Regions from separate parts of the Homo sapiens genome. Here region 2 is linked to region 1. The links are chromatin loops, found by intact Hi-C in ENCODE. Cell type or tissue: HepG2. All regions are shown on one strand. Links, peaks and the distances in the headings refer to the core of each region. The heading gives the core; the rest is flanking DNA.

Region 1 (7,864 bases), core at 1,726-6,725:
CAAGTCTCAGTACAAGTTCTGTCACTTAGGAGCATTTATTAGCCAATGGGTACAAAACAATCTTACAGCCTGTGCCAGAGACACAGTGAAGTCACAGTTCTGTCTTTTGGGGTGCTTGGTGTGAGAGGCTCACAGTCTACACAGGCCACAGTCCTCTATTAGAGTGGTTCTCAAAGTGTGGTCCCTGGACCAGCAGCATCAGCATCACCTGGAAACTTGCTAGAAATTCAGATTCCCAGGCCCTTCCCATACCTACTGAATTAGAAAATCTGGAGGTGGGGCCTAGGAAATCTGCATCTTTAAACTATCCACTCCAGGTGATTCTGATGTTTGCTCAAGTCTGAAAACCATTGTTCTAGCAGCAGGATTCCCTCAACCATCTAACTGAATTCTGGCAACTAAGAATCCGGTGAACCACAGCTGGACATTTTGGAATTCAGCCTAGGGCACCATTTCTAAAGATGGAGAACCTACTGGATTCTTCTTAAACTCAATTTAAAGGCAGGGAGTGTTTCTAAATGTTTTTCAACAATCTTCATATTTTGCAAACCACTAATATCACTACACAGGCCCGTCTAACTATTAATTAGGAAAATTAATGAAACCCCTGGTGTAATAAGAGCTAAATATAACTGAATCACTTACAGTGGCCGCCTGTGGCATGAGGCTTTTTGATTAATTGCTAGCCAACCACCCTTGGAGTTCACTCCTGATTAAGACAACTGACCACCTCTACAGTGTAGCTTAAGCTAACACACACATACATCAGAGTGTACTGTTCATGTGAGGGTTTTTAAAGACTCTTAAAATTTACCTTATCAGGGCATAATTTAAACACTATAACATGTTTCCATTTTAAGTGTTCAGGTTAGATTTTGGCAAATGTATACACTCGTGTAACCACCATGCCAATCAAGATATAACATTTCGATCACCTAGAAAACACCCTTGTGTTCCTTTGAGGTCAGTTACCTACTCCCACCACACCCCAGGCTACCATCTGGCATAGTAGCTAAGTTTTGCCTGTTCTAGAAGTTGATATAAGTGAAATCAAACAGTATGTACTGTTTTGTGCCTGGCTTCTTTTACCCAGCTTAGTGTTTTTCAGATCAGTTCACATTGTTGCATTATCAGTAGTTAGTTCCTTTTTATTGCACTTTGCACAGTAGTATCCCACTGAATGACTTTACCACAACTTGTTTATCCATTACCTTACTGGTTGGTTTCCGGTTTTTGACTATTATGAATAAAGCTGCTATGGATATTCATGTACACATCTTTTTGTGGACATACATTTTTTTTTATTCTGTGCAAATATCCAGGAAAAGAATATTTGAGTCATAATATACATGTGTGTTTAATTTCATAAGAAACTGCCTAACTGGTTTCCCAAAGTTGTCGTACATTCCCAACAAGCAGTGTCTGAGAATTCCAGTCGCTCCATATCCTCACCAACATTTGGTATTCCGGTCTTTTAAACAAAATTGTATGCTGAATAGTTTAAATTACAGACATTGTTTTCTTTCCCCTAGTTGAAATTCAGGCTTTTATGTTTGGTCTCTGCGATGGCCATAAAGCTGAAAATGTTGACCCAAGTGACTTGGATATGGATTGAATTATTGCCCTTTCCTAACACCTCATCAGAATTGGTTTCGTAGGTGTCATTTGATTATGGCAGTCATGTATGTCAGTGTACTTTTTCTTTCTTTCATTCTTTTGTTTATTGATTCAGTTGGTCAGTCGGTCCATGATCTGTATTAAAACAGCTTTTTCAGAGGGCAGTTGCATATTAAGTTGCTAGGAAAAATGACAGAAGTAGGTGACAGAGTTCTTGTCTTCAAGGAGCTTTTTGGAGCTGAGTTCCTGAAATAAATGTAGCCCAGTATCTATCAAGGCTTGTGCAGACTTGAGTAAGAACATCATCTAAATATAGCTTCCTGCTAGGTGGCGTGAGTCAGGGCTTGATAGACCGGTGACTGCAGAAACCACAGTAACATATATTGTTGTTATTCTGTGCTGAACATTAGAATGATTGTACCTTAGAATATAGAGCCAAATGTTTATTTTATTCCTAATTATATTTTTAAATACATATCACACACATAGACACATATGTTGGATAAAAAATACTCAAAATGTTAACAGTGCTTATTTAAAAGGTTTATATAAACTTTTTTTGTAGAGATGGGATCTCACTATGTTGCCCAAGCTGGTCTTAAGCTCCTGGCCTCAAGCAGTCCTCCCACCTTGGCCTCTCAAAGCGTTGGGATTACAGGCATGAGCCACTGAATCCAGCCAGTTGTGCCTATTTTTGAGTTTATGGGCTTGTGGATGATTTATTTGATTATATATGTATATGTTAAATGTCTAAGTTACCCAAAGTGAGCATGTATAACTTCTACAGTCAGAAAAAATGTTATATTGCCACTTGATTGTTTAAGGTCTTATAGCTATTTAAATAATGTATTTCTTGTTCTCTTTAATCTTGTGCAGAAAAGATTCACTACAGTAGATCCAGATTACTTTCTAGAAAAAAATAATGCCTGTCCATCTCTTTCCTCTTGGGAACAGGACTACATGAATGCCCTTCAGGCTATACCACTTTAGTCTTCACAGAACTTAGCCTTCCTGGTTGTCAAAGGGCAAAAGGAATTATTTTTTCTTTTCCCCACGTTAACAGAATTTTCACCTCCGAAAGCTTGGCGTATACACACTATATGTTTTCTAGGCTATTTTTGTGGTGGTTGTAGTTATTGGCAAATCACTGGGCGTCGGGGGTGGGTTGTCTGTTATTTCTGATGGAATAACAAATGCTCTTTGTTTTCCCTCTTTTCAGCTGACCTGAATAATGTCAGATTCTCAGCTTATAGGACTGCCATGAAACTCCGAAGACTGCAGAAGGCCCTTTGCTGTAAGTATTGGCCAGTATTTGAAGATCTTGATACTATGTCTTTGCTTAGAATAAAAAGTAGGTTGGGTACATTTTTACTTAGAGAGGGGAGAAACAGCTGTCACAATTCCTGTTGCAATGTATAATTCATTCTTTAATGTATCCTTGGCCTAGAGTTTGCCTAGAATGTTTTGTTTTATTTTTAGAATCATTCCTGTCACCATTCCTCAGCTACTGATGTTGAATTAAGATATTGAGAATTTTTATTTTCCAACTACTGGCATTGGCATCGGCATCCATAATTACCTTTGTGAAACTTGCACAATCCTTGTTCTACCTTTGTTTTTTTTTCTTTTTACAAAATGTACTTAGTATTAGAAGACTATGACTATCTGATCTAAACCAAACTTCATAGACATGTGTGGTTTATTAGCTTGAATGCTAACGTGCAGATGAATGAAGTGGTAGAGGAAAAATGACAGAATTGCTTTCCTCCTTTTTTATCATACATCTGTGGAAAAATCCTGAAGTGTTACACAGCTCTATCATGTCATCAAATAGTTTATGTATAACTCTACTATTGTCTGAGGGTCTGTGTGCATTGATGATATGCCCATGAAACAGGCACAGTTTCTTTTTCTTTTTTTCTGTTTTTTTTTTTTTTTTTTTTTTTTTGAGATGGAGTCTTGCTCTGTTGCCCAGGCTGGAGTGCAGTGGAGTGGCGCAATATGGGCTCACTGCAACCTCCACCTCCCAGGTTCAAGTGATTCTCCTGCGTCAGCCTCCCAGGTAGCTGGGATTACAGGCATGCCCCACCATGCCCGGCTAATTTTTGTTTTTTGTTTGTTTGTTTGTTTGTTTTGTTTTTTTTTGAGACAGAGTCTCGCTCTGTCACCCTGGCTGGAGTGCAGTGGCGCGTTCTAGGCTCACTGCAGACTCCACCTCCCGGGTTCACGCCATTCTCCTGGCTCAGCCTCCGGAGTAGCTGGGACTACAGGCACCCACCACCACGCCTGGCTAATTTTGTTTTTGTAATTTTAGTAGAGGCGGGGTTTCACCGTGTTAGCCAGGATGGTCTCGATCTCCTGACCTTGTGATCCGCCCTCCTCGGCCTCCCAAAGTGCTGGGATTACAGGCATGAGCCACCACGCCCGGCCTAATTTTTGTATTTTTTAATAGAGACGGGGTTTCACCATGTTGGTCAGGCTGGTCTCGAACTCCTGACCTCAGGTGATTCACCCGCCTCAGCCTCCCAAAGTGCTGGGATTACAGGCGTGAGCCAATGCGCCCGGCCCAACAGGCACAGTTTCTGCTCTGATGGAACTTACAGTCTAACAAGGGATAACCAGGATGTTCATGAAATTTGTAGACATAAGCAAATATATGTATAATGTATTAAGAATGTCTACAGTTGGTTAAAAAAATAAAGTGATCTTGTCTCTATTTCCAAGACCATTTCAATGTCATATATTTAGTTGTGCAACAGTGGGACAATGGGGTACTATGTGAACAGCTAACTGTGTGGAATGAGATTCAAAGAATGTTTGTTTGAAGAGGTGATGTCTAAGCTAGGTAACTCTAGAAGAGTAAGCAGCTCTCTCTCTAGGAAGAGCGTTCTAGTCAGAAAGAAGAGCATGTGCTGAAGGGCCCAGAGAAAGCATGACACATTCAGGAACTGAAAATATGTCAGTATGGCTAAAGCACAGAATTCCAGGGGAAAGATCTATTGTGAAATAATAGGCTGGAGAGAGAAGCAGGAAGCAGATTGTGCAAGGTTTTTAAAACCCAAGTTAAGGAATTTAGAGGTCAGGGGATTTGGCCTGGGGGTGACATAATCAGATTGTCGCTTAGAAAGATGATTCTTGCTGTGGAACAGAGTATGGATTGGTGCGATGTGGGAGTGACAGGAGAAAAACCTGTTGCAGTAATCTAAACCAGCAATGTGGTGGCTTGAATTAGCAGAGTAGTAAGGGAGATAAGTGGAGAGAATTTAGAAATATTTAGGAAGTGGATTTGACAGGCCTCAGTGATTCATTTGATGTGGTGCAGGGATGTCCAATCTTTTGGCTTCTCCGGGCCACAGTGGAAGAAGAATTGTCTTGGACCCCACATAAAATACACTAACGCTAACGGTAGCTGATGAGCTAAAAAAAAAAAAAAAAAAAAAAAAATCGCAAAAAAAAAAAAAAATGTTTTAGGAAAGTTTACGAATTCATTTGGGCCTCATTCAAAGCCATCCTGGGCCACAGGTTGGACAAGCTTGATGTGGTGGGTGAAAGGGAGTCAAGGAAGACACTTAGGTGCTTGGCTTGGAATATCAGGTGAATGTGGGACTTGTCTGGTAAGGTTAGACACGGAGCTGTGGTGCTCAGGAGAAATATACAAACAACGTTTAGGGATCATGAGCCTGTAGGTGCTGCTTGTAACGGGGGAGAGGATTGGATAGCTCCAGGAAAGTGTAGCGTGAGAAGGGAAGTTATTTAGGACACAGGATAAGCAACCTACAGAAGGGACTGCAAAGGAATGGCCAGGAGGAAAGAAGGAAAATTCCAAGAGGTTATGATGCCACATGCTCCATGGGAAGAAAGAAAGAACCCGTTACCAGGGTCAGATGTTGCTGGGATGTCAGCATAAAGTTGCGGAAAATGCCCATTGGACTTAGCAACAGGAAGGTCCCTAGTAACTTTGGTGAGATTTTAGAGGCACAGTGGAAGTGGTGTGGTGAGTTCAAAAGTGAACCAAAAGTGGAGAATTAGAGAAGGTATGAATGATTCTTGGAGAAATTTACTTATGAAGGGGAGAAGAGTGGGGTGGTAGCTAGTTGGAGGGGGCTGAGGAGTTAATGGAAATGTATGTACAGTCACGTGTTGCTTAACAATGGGGATATGTTCTAAGAAATGTGTTGTTAGGCAACTTTGTTGTTATGTCAATATAGGAGAGTACTACACAAACTTAGATGGTATAGCCTAGTACACACCTAGGCTGTATGGGATAGCCTATTGCTCCTAGGCTATACACCTGTACAGCACGTGACTGTTCTGAATACTGTAGGCAGTTGGAACACAATAGTAAGTATTGTGTATCGAAACGTATTTAAACATAGAAAGATACAGTAAAAATATATAATAGTGTAATCTCATGGGCTCGCTGTCATATAGGCAGTCCATTGTTGACTGAAATGTCATTATGTGGCACAATATGTGTATATAAGTGTGTGTGTGTGTGTGTGTGTGTATACATTGATCCTTGAACAACATGGGTTTGAACTGCTTGGGTCAACTTACGTGGATTTTTTTCAATCAAATGCAGGCCAAACATATAGTATTCGTGGGAATGTATTTATATGAGTATGAGAAGACAGGGTGAGATTACAATTATTGGCCCAAGAGGAGATGATAAATAATGGGTGTTCTCAGAGAATACGGGCAGGTAATCCAGAGCCCAAGGGAGGGAAGAGATACCTCTCTTCCACTGTAATGGGTGGGGTAGAGGGAAGGATCTGGGCAGGTCCAGGTAACTAAGAAACCAGGTAGCAGCAAGGTGAAGGATGTCTTACTATAAAGGCTTCCATTTTTTGTATGGAGTGGAGAGTCCCTGCAACGCAGTTAACAGCAGGAGATGATGAAGTTGGGCTTATCTTTGTGGAGAATAAGAGAGAGGGCGGAGTTGAAAACCAGCTGTGTGAACCCAGAGGCGGCTGAGTGTTTCACGGTAGCTCCAATCTGCAGGGGTGTGGTATTTCCCCAGGCACGCTTAGCACTTGGGAGCCAGATGCTTCTGTCCTGGGGTAGGGAGGGAACAGCTGGGCAAGAGAAGTGAGGATTTGGGCAAAAGATTGATTAAAATGATACTGACAAGTCCCTGTTGGGTAGGAGAAGCTGTGAACGCATATGGAAACTGGTAATTAGGAGGTAGAGGGATGAAAATGCTAACTCTTCAGGGAGGTAGGGGAAGAAGTAGTAAAGGAACTGAAGGTCAAGAAGTTGTGGTCAGAGAGAATCATAGATGAACATTATTTTGAAGGTGGAACAGTTTCAGGTGATTAGATCTAGGATATAGCCATTTGAGTAGGTGGCAGAGGTAGAGTGGATGTGAATTTCCATGGAGGTGAAATAGCAAGTTAAGGAACTGAGAGGCTAGAATGATGCATGAGTCCCCCATGCCAATGTTGAAATCATGCAGAATTGGAGCGAGAACTGGGCAAAAGAGAAGGACCGTGAACCCTGGCTGCCAGGTCTTCAGAAATAAAGGGGTTCAACCAGAGGATCTGCAGAGGCTAGCAATAAGATAGTCAAGGAGTCACTTGGCATATGGTTCTTACACAGAGATAGAGAAGAAATGCCTTAGAAGTGGAATTATTTGGAAAGAGAGACTAGGCCTTTTCCCTTCATCTTGGTATCCCCAATGCTTAGTACAAAACCTGGCACACAGCATGGTTCAATATGTTTTCATGAGATGAATGCATGAATGAAAGTAAACCAAGGCTTCCATTTCCTTATAGCCCGAAGTTATCATTTTTCAGCTATATAGTTGCCAAGTTTAACTGGTGTTTAAAGGGCTTTCCAGGTCGAGGGTTTCCTTAGGACCTGTTAATACGTCATAGCTGGGAAAAAGTAGTTTGGGATGGGATCGAGTCAGGGGGCTGAATAGAGAAAGTTTTCTTGCCTCTTTTTCTTCACCTGCCCCTGCCCCTGCCCCTGCCCCATCCCAGAGCTACTGCTTTCCTTTAATAAAGGAGTAATTAGGCACTGGTTATCATGAAGTGCTAGAGAATATTCCTGTGAGATCCTAAAAGTTCAGAAGCTAACCATTTGTTCCAGTTTATACTATGGAAAAAAAAAAAAAAGAAACCCAGAAATAGACCAGATGGAAAAACCTTATAATGACTGTTCCTTTCTATAATGTCCATTTTCACCCTGGATTTAGGCATTATTCGATTTTCCTGCTCAAAAAAAATTCCATTCACATATGTGT
Region 2 (7,864 bases), core at 1,392-6,391, 130 kb before region 1:
GAGAGACTTGATTTTTAAATAACTTTTTTTGTTTTTCTTGAATTTTATTATCATGTGAATGCATTTGAAAGAAATACAATTTTAAAATAATTATTAAAAAAATATTTGAATGCCTTCCCATGAACAACTAAATGAAGTCTCTATTCTTAAACCTGACAGTCAAGTACAGCTCTGGTTTGACTCCAAGCTACATTTCTAGCCTTGTATTATTCAACTCTTTTTCTGTTTATCCTTCATATCCGGGCCTTTACTAGTGCCAAAAAAAAAAAAATTGCTCATTCTACTCTTGTCACCCAGAGTGTTTCTTCTGTTTTTGCCCATCAAAAGCTTACCCAATTGTGAAGGCCCAGTTTCAAAGCAACCTCCTTCATTAATTTCATCCAGATACTCTGTAACCCCCATAGCTGTTTAGGCTTGTTCTAGCAATTTGCAGTTATCAGAAAAATGAGTACATACCGAGTGCCAGAAAGTGGTCTCTCCAACTGTGCACATTACAACATCTCATTCTCTGTGCCTCCATTTCCTCATCTGTAAAATGGTCACTATGGTGTACTTTCCTCATAGTGATGTTCATTCTTTCAAGTAGTTAGTTAGGTACCTACTATGAGACAGGCACTGACCTGGGTCCTGGGGGTACAGTAATGAATAAAATAGATTGAGTCCTGCCCTCATCAAATTTACCTTCTGATAAGAAAGACATAAATGAAATATACCTATAATGCTCTTGAAATAGCACTTGGGATATAGTAAATGCTCTATAAATGTTTGCTATTATTACTGTCATTGTTGGTAGTGTTGTTATGTGGTATTTCTATTAACACATAAAGAAACTAAGGTTCACAGGCTGTTAGATAAGATGCTGGTTAAATAGCTAGTAAGGGACTCCAACTCAGGTCTTCCTGAGTCATAAAATTCGTGGCATTTCCACTACACTGATGGATGTATACCAGGCTGTACATCAGAACTATCTGTGGAGACTTAAAGAAAGTAAAGATTCTCAAGCCTCAGCCTCAAATTAACTAAATCAGAAATTATTTAGACGAGCTAAGAATCTGTATTTTTTTGAAAAGTTCTCAAATAGTTGTGATACACTGTCAAATTGGGGAATGACTGCACTACATTAAAATCTTTCCCATAATACTTTATTATGCTTATTTGTAAATATCAAATCTACAAATTCACTAAAGACCATCCCCTTGTTTTCTTATTTATTTTTATTTTTTCTGCTTCCTCTCCTAGCAAAGTGCCTTATAAACACTCAATAAGTATTTGAGTAATTAATGGCTTAATTATTTAAAGTTGCACTTAAAATGCAAATACTCACAGCTGTGGTACTGGAAGCCTGTTATGAACAATCATTTATCTTCCTAGGGTTATTTACTAATCAGCTAAGGACAAGCAGTTGGGAAAGAAAGGCTGACTATTTGGGAACAGAACTGAGAAGGCCCTCAAACCAAATGTTAGCCACGTTATTGAACAGCCTAGGGCCCCGCCTTAACTTTACCTACACTTCGTTGACAATTTCAGGTAAAATGCAGAAAATATACGCTAACAATCAGGAGATTCCTCCCTCACACCATTGTAGTTTCATTTCTTTTAAGCCGACACATGTCTCTCTTATGGAAAATATGGGAACAACCTGTTTTAAAGAAAGAAAAAGAATCCTTTATTCTTGTCACACCACAAACATGGAGTTCACTGCTATACGTTAAGATTATAAAGCAAAATCCCAAAAACGCAGTGACTGATTATTCACAGTAGACATATGAAGTCAGGAAGCTTATTTTTTCTCTCTTTGCTAAGGCACAAAGCCTGGGGCTATATGCATTTTTATTACACTGTACTGTGTTGATTTCACTTGAGGATTAAAAAGAGAGTTGAGGCACAGTGCACGTATCTTGATGGATTTTAGGATTTCTTGCTTTCGTGAAAGAAAGAAGCTTATAAAGTACCTCAGATTATCGCCCAGGGAAGTGTACCTACTTCCATGATGACCTAGAAATTCAATCTTTTGTTTCTCCTATAAAAGATCACATTGTACTTTGGATGTTTTCCCTGTAGTTTTCTGCACTATGTAAAGCCACATTTGGAAAAACAAAATAGTTTTAGTTTAGAGTTGAAGTGAAAATATCTGAAATAGTTCAGGAAAGTCTTATGAGCATTTGGGGAGCTTACAAACAGCCTTGGGGGTGGGGTGAGGGGGAATGAGGGAAGAGGGAGGCAGGGGGAGAGAAGAGGAGGGCTAGGTCAGAAGTGTGCAAAGAAGACAGAGGGAGAGAGACCGTAGAGACTGTGAGTCCATGGCAGAGTTTTAATTCTGGTTCTCACACATCTACACAGAGAAACAATGGAAGCACATTGCTCCATCCCCTGTCCTTTACTAAGAAGCGTGAAGTAAATAACTTGTGGCTTATGATATGCGAAGAAGAGAGAAGACAGAATGTTGTAGGATTTGGAAGTACAGTAGATGAGATCTTCCGGTTTATTGATTTGTAAAGAACGGCTTGATACTGGTTTGTCAGTTCTGCATCAGTGAGAGAAAAGAAAGGCGCTTTTCAGTCACTTGCCAGAGGAGGAGAGCCGGGAAGTGGAAACAGGGTCTTCTGGCGGACAAGCTTCCTTGAGTGGTGGTCAAATTGACTGTGAAGGGAGTCAAGGTCAGGAAGCTTTGGAAATGCTGCAAGGATGGTACGGGATTTAAGGAGGGTTGATTTCCTCGGTTAAGGGTTGTTGCAGACTTCAGCAAATTCCCCCTTCCAGCCTTTATTAAAGAAGTGTTTAGTAGAACAAACTGAAAATCTACAAGTATATTGTTACCCAAAATATAAAAGCTTCTGCCACTGAGATGAAAATGTTTGATTTCCAGTGCTTTATCTTTTTGCATTTATCTACCTGTTTCAGTCATTCGTTAATATGAATTTCCTAATATATGCCGTCTTTTTTTTTTTTTTCGGACAATACCAGTTCTATGGTATCTCACTGATGATTATTTCAAATTGCCACTTTTGTTCCTTGGAAATACTCCTGTGTTCAAATACCAGGAGGCATAATTATGTAATTACCATGTGAACATTATGCTACTTATGGGCCAAAATGCCCCTAGAAAGGAATGCTCCAATGGCCTCAGAAAATTTCTGTGAGAACGATATCTTCCAAATGTGGTATAAATAAAGCTCAAGAATAAATAGCTAAGGCTGGAATGTAAATGATTTAATGTAATGATGTTGTAAGGTGAGAGCCACTTGACTTTAGTTCCTGTTGCAAATCATGAGATACATTAGGAAAACTTTTAAAAGGGAACCTATTTTTTAAGATAAAATCTGTATCAAGTTACATCACCTTCCAGGCAAAGTAATTCAACTTTCCTCTTTTCTCTCTGAGACCAAAAAAAAAAAAAAAAAAAAAGGCAGAAGAAATGCTTCCTATGATCTCTTCTCTTCCTGTCACAATTTTCATAAGTCTGTAGATGTAATTAAAACTAAAGATTTTGACAAATGAAACAGGATAGGAGGTTGATTGCTGCTTTTCTAAATTAAAATGAATGATACCCTTAAGGTACTTGGGTCTATGAAGTCAATTTAATGTTGATATAACCTGACTCCATTATCACAGAATGAGGCAGTTGCATAAGCAAGAAAACCAATAAACAAACATCCAAAGTGCATTTTAGAAATCGGTGAGGTGAAAGATTAAAGGCTTAACAACGGACAAAGAGCTTGCTGTTTTGTTCTCTCTTGCCTTCCAGTTTGATGGCAGAGTTCATCAGAATTAGAGGAAGAATGTTCTTGGAGAAGCGTTGGGCTGGCACTAGGCTAGGAGTCCTATTCATATCCTGCCTCGCTTGTCTTGCAAGCATGCACAGCCCCTTCATTTGAGGCACTGTTTGCCTCAGCAGAGTCTGTGTACTCTTCTGGTAGGTTGTATAGAACATAATAAAGGGGGAGGGCTGGAGGAGAAAGGACAGAAAAAGGAGGGAATAAAAAAAGGAGTCAGATTAAGAAAGAAGTCAGCACAGAAATATAAAATGGAAGGAAAAAAAGCTGTGATGCAGGAACCTTAAAAGGTAGATTAAGGATGGTCTCAGATGGCACGGCATTAGTATCAATGCCATAAGTCACACAAAATCTATTAAGAATTATGCTCCTACTCAGAGTGAGTGCCATGTTAGCACTAGTTGTTTCCCGTGATCTATCCTGAAGTCAAACGCAAGAAACACTGTTTAACTCCTAAGTGCCCTAATGTCAGGAAAACACAGAAATAAACTCAAAGGAAAGACAATTCAGTTAATCTTTGCATTCAACAAGCCCAGGTTGTTTTGCCGCAGAGCTATACCTATCACAAAACTTCATTCCAGAAGATGGCCGGTAGAGGTGGCTCATGCCTGTAATCCCAGCACTCTGGGAGGCCCAGGAGAGTTTGAAATCAAGACCAGAACTTATCTCAGACTTTTTTTTTTTTTATTATTTTTTCAGTTACAACTCAAAAGAATCAGAATTAGAATAATAATGGATTTTAACTGAAAGGGATTACCATTAGTTAAAAGGATTTTAACTGAAACTGTAATCAGTCTCAGGAGCGTTTCCCGGATAATGTTTGGGCACGTATTTATGAGTGTTACTTGTGAGGATTTGGGAGTAAGAATGAACGAGGAAGTTCCTCCCCCAACACAGACACATGCACACAGAAACTGTACAAACTGAAAAACTTCAGGACAAAAACTCGTGAATAGACTGGAGAGTCATTTGTGTGCATATGTGTGGTTTATTTACTAGCATCACAGCACAAGAGTTTCTGTCTTTTGCTTTTGTTTTTGTTTTAATAGGCTCATTTGTGTAAGTGTCATGTCTGTTTCTTGCATTCCCATGGATATTTATCTAGGGTCTAGACAAACTGAGAACCAGAAAATCAAAACATACGTTCCTAGTTACATATTTTCTCTAGACTGGAGTAAACATGATTTATGTATGTAGTAATCAGTAAGATGTAGCTTGGACACTAGGAAGAAACCACATTGCCTAGCAGTGTATTTCCACATGGGGAGGTAATGCCTGTCTCTCCTAAACTTCTAGTGAAGATAAAACTCAAAGTAGAGTAATTAACAGAAAGGTCAAAAGACAAAGTGGAAGCCCTTGAGAATCTAAAACAAAGTTAAAGAACCAACATTTACATTTAGATAAATTTATTTGAAATAATTTCTAAGAGCCATGATGTTGTTATCGGTCCTTTTTCTTTCTTTCTTTTATTCTTTTGGCTTATTTAAAAGCAATGTTGAAGAAAAAATGAAATAAAGCTTATCTTTCACAATACACAGAGGAATGGACTGAGCTTTGGGAAACAGTCACAGCTTGGAATTAAGAGTGTGTGTCGTATCGTAATTTAGTTGGATGATTTGGTGCTCATTCATTATACCCAGAATTACGCTTTCAAGTCTACCGTATTCATACTTATCTCAGTGCCTGACAAATAAGAGGAACTCAAAAAGCCTTTCATTCATTCATCCATTCAGTATTTCTTGATCATCTTCTATGTACTAGGCATTGTGATAAATTCTTAACAAGACAGATAAGATCTCTGTCTTTGTGGACAATAAACTTACATTCTAGTCAATATCTTTTGAATGAATGTAGTGATATTTCTTACTGAAGCTAAGAAAGGAAGGTCTCTGCAAACAGTATACTGTCTACAGAACTCATCTGAAATGAGAAGACCAAGGAGAATAATATATAGCCCTCATAACTCTCAAATCTTAAATATGATTATTTAAAAACTAGAGTAAAACAAATGTGGAGGAGATTTGGACTTCAGGGTTGTTTTATAAATTGCCGTTTTACATTTTTAAATCTAGTATTATAGGCAAAATTGAATCTAAATGGTTTTCTTCTTTTCTTTTTTTTACTTTCATCATCAAAAATGGAAGAAAGGAAGAAAAGGAGGAAGGAAGAAAAGAAGGAAAGGAAGAAGGGAGGGAGGGAAGTTTTTCAAAAGCTTGTGTCAGGGATCTTGAAAAAGAAATGATTCATTCAAAATATAGTTGTTAATAGTAAAGATCCGTGAATAAACAGTACATTAATTCATTCAACTAATATTAATTTAGCACCTATTATATGCCAGGTACTGTGCTACTCACTGAGGATTTAGCAGGGAAAGATGTGTCCCTGTCCTCATGGAACATATAAAAAAGGACCTTTTTTTCCTGAGATGCTTTTACTGAAGAATTGCTGCAACCTAGATTATGAGTTCTCATGGACCAGATGGCAGTTTTCTGCCCATCTGGGATAGTTCTGAAGAATAGACCCTCGTGTATCAATCAAGGTTTCTTCCAGTTCTAAGCTTTCGTGATCTATGATCTAATAGTTGAAACAGGATGTATGCTTCCAAAAAGATGTTATATTTGTATTACTTTTATAAAAGGAAACAGAGACATGCCCTATTAATTCAGAAGAGATTGGGTTCCTCCTGGCTGTTTAAATCATTCTATTTAAACTCCTTTATCTCTTCTTTCTTGGCTCACCTTCCAAAGCTCACTCTTACCCCTTTTAGTCTCACTTCCCTTTCCTTTCTTTAATTGCTGAGACAAATTGTTCATCTCTAACTGGCTATACATGACATCTCCAGTTAAATGTTTCACTGTTAGGACAAATTCATTATGTTCCAAATGAATTCATACATACATATGCTATTTCTTCCTTTTCTGATTTTCATATTGCCACCAGCAATATCTTCATTCTCCCAGTCTTCCTTACTCGAAATCCAAGAGTTTATTTGCTTCTTCAGATATTAATCTCCAACACCAAATTGGATAGTTCTTCCTCCTTTCAAAATACCTTCTCATATGTACCTTCTTTTACATTGAATACAATACAGCCTTAATTCTAATGCATATCAACCCAAGTCTAGTAAGTTACAACAGCCTCTTTCTGATCTCAGTCTCAGGTGCCCTTTCGAATCTGTTTTACACTATACTGATCTTCCCAAACCCTAACTTTCCTCTAAAATAGTGAGTCATGTCACAGAAATTTTCAGTGGTTCTCTTTGCCTGCAGGGTAAATCTTGAGCCTCAGAGTCTGGGACGCCTTGCTTTGCATCATCGGCTTTCAACATGACTAACTAATTGTATCTCACTGTCGTCCTCAACACCACTGTTCTGCAGCCCCAAGCCTTTCTTCAGCTTGTCACTACTTCTTACCTCCAAACCTTTACACTTGCAGAGATCAGGGACTATAGCATTTGTTTTTTGCCTATCTCTTTCAATATTAACAAATACTTATAAAATGAATAAACCACCAAGGAAAGAACTGATTGTGCCAGAACATAAGACACAGGTATATCATTTCTGGCTTTTGCTTCCTGTTTTGTATATACCACGGTATATTGATTTAACATACAGCCAGTTAGAAAGATCTAATGCATGGAGGCTCTCGTTTAATAGATTATCAAATTTCATTTCCTTGCATAATTGCTCAAAGAATAAAGTGCTTTGTTCCTAAGTCCCAAGCTAAAGCTTTCGAGGACTTTGGTTGCTTTCAAGTTTTTCTCATTCATAAATTTGTTTCTTTATTTAGCCAGTTGTGCATTCAATCCACACAAAACCTTTCTCCAGTGATAATTTGTGGAAAGAAATATTTTATGCTTAATTCTTCTCGCTGTCATACCTTCTCTTAAGTTTGAGTTATGAAGATGGAAATTCACTTTGATCTCATTTTAAAATCTTGACAATATTGAATGTACACTGGAAACTACCACTGGAGCGCTCCTTGTATAAGAAGGCAAAATTCTTCAGAGAGAAGATTGGGAGTCTAGAATGAACTTTGATGCTGCATCGGCTCAGTCCCTATGAAACTAACATTCTTACTAGAGAAAGTGG

What was found. Hi-C counts contacts between places; a loop is a spot of excess contacts. Peaks named below come from ENCODE experiments on the same cell type or tissue, not always from the same donor. Only the 100,000 strongest peaks of a DNase experiment are listed, where the experiment ranks them.
Region 2: a loop joins it to region 1, with 5 times the contacts of the local background. A loop is called at or near these places in 2 of 110 quality-filtered maps.

The regions. Positions count from the first base shown.
Region 1 is chrX:31,218,094-31,225,957 of GRCh38, reverse strand. DMD (dystrophin) reads left to right here. Exons shown (of 79, transcript NM_004006.3): 64 at 2,837-2,911. Among named protein-coding and RNA genes, the nearest start is that of FTHL17, 150 kb to the right of the region's middle. In HepG2, for the core only: no CTCF peak of the experiment used is centred there; a DNase peak (open chromatin) is centred at 4,527.
Region 2 is chrX:31,352,466-31,360,329 of GRCh38, reverse strand. The region is part of intron 60 of DMD (dystrophin); the gene reads left to right. Among named protein-coding and RNA genes, the nearest start is that of FTHL17, 280 kb to the right of the region's middle. In HepG2, for the core only: no CTCF peak of the experiment used is centred there; a DNase peak (open chromatin) is centred at 3,689.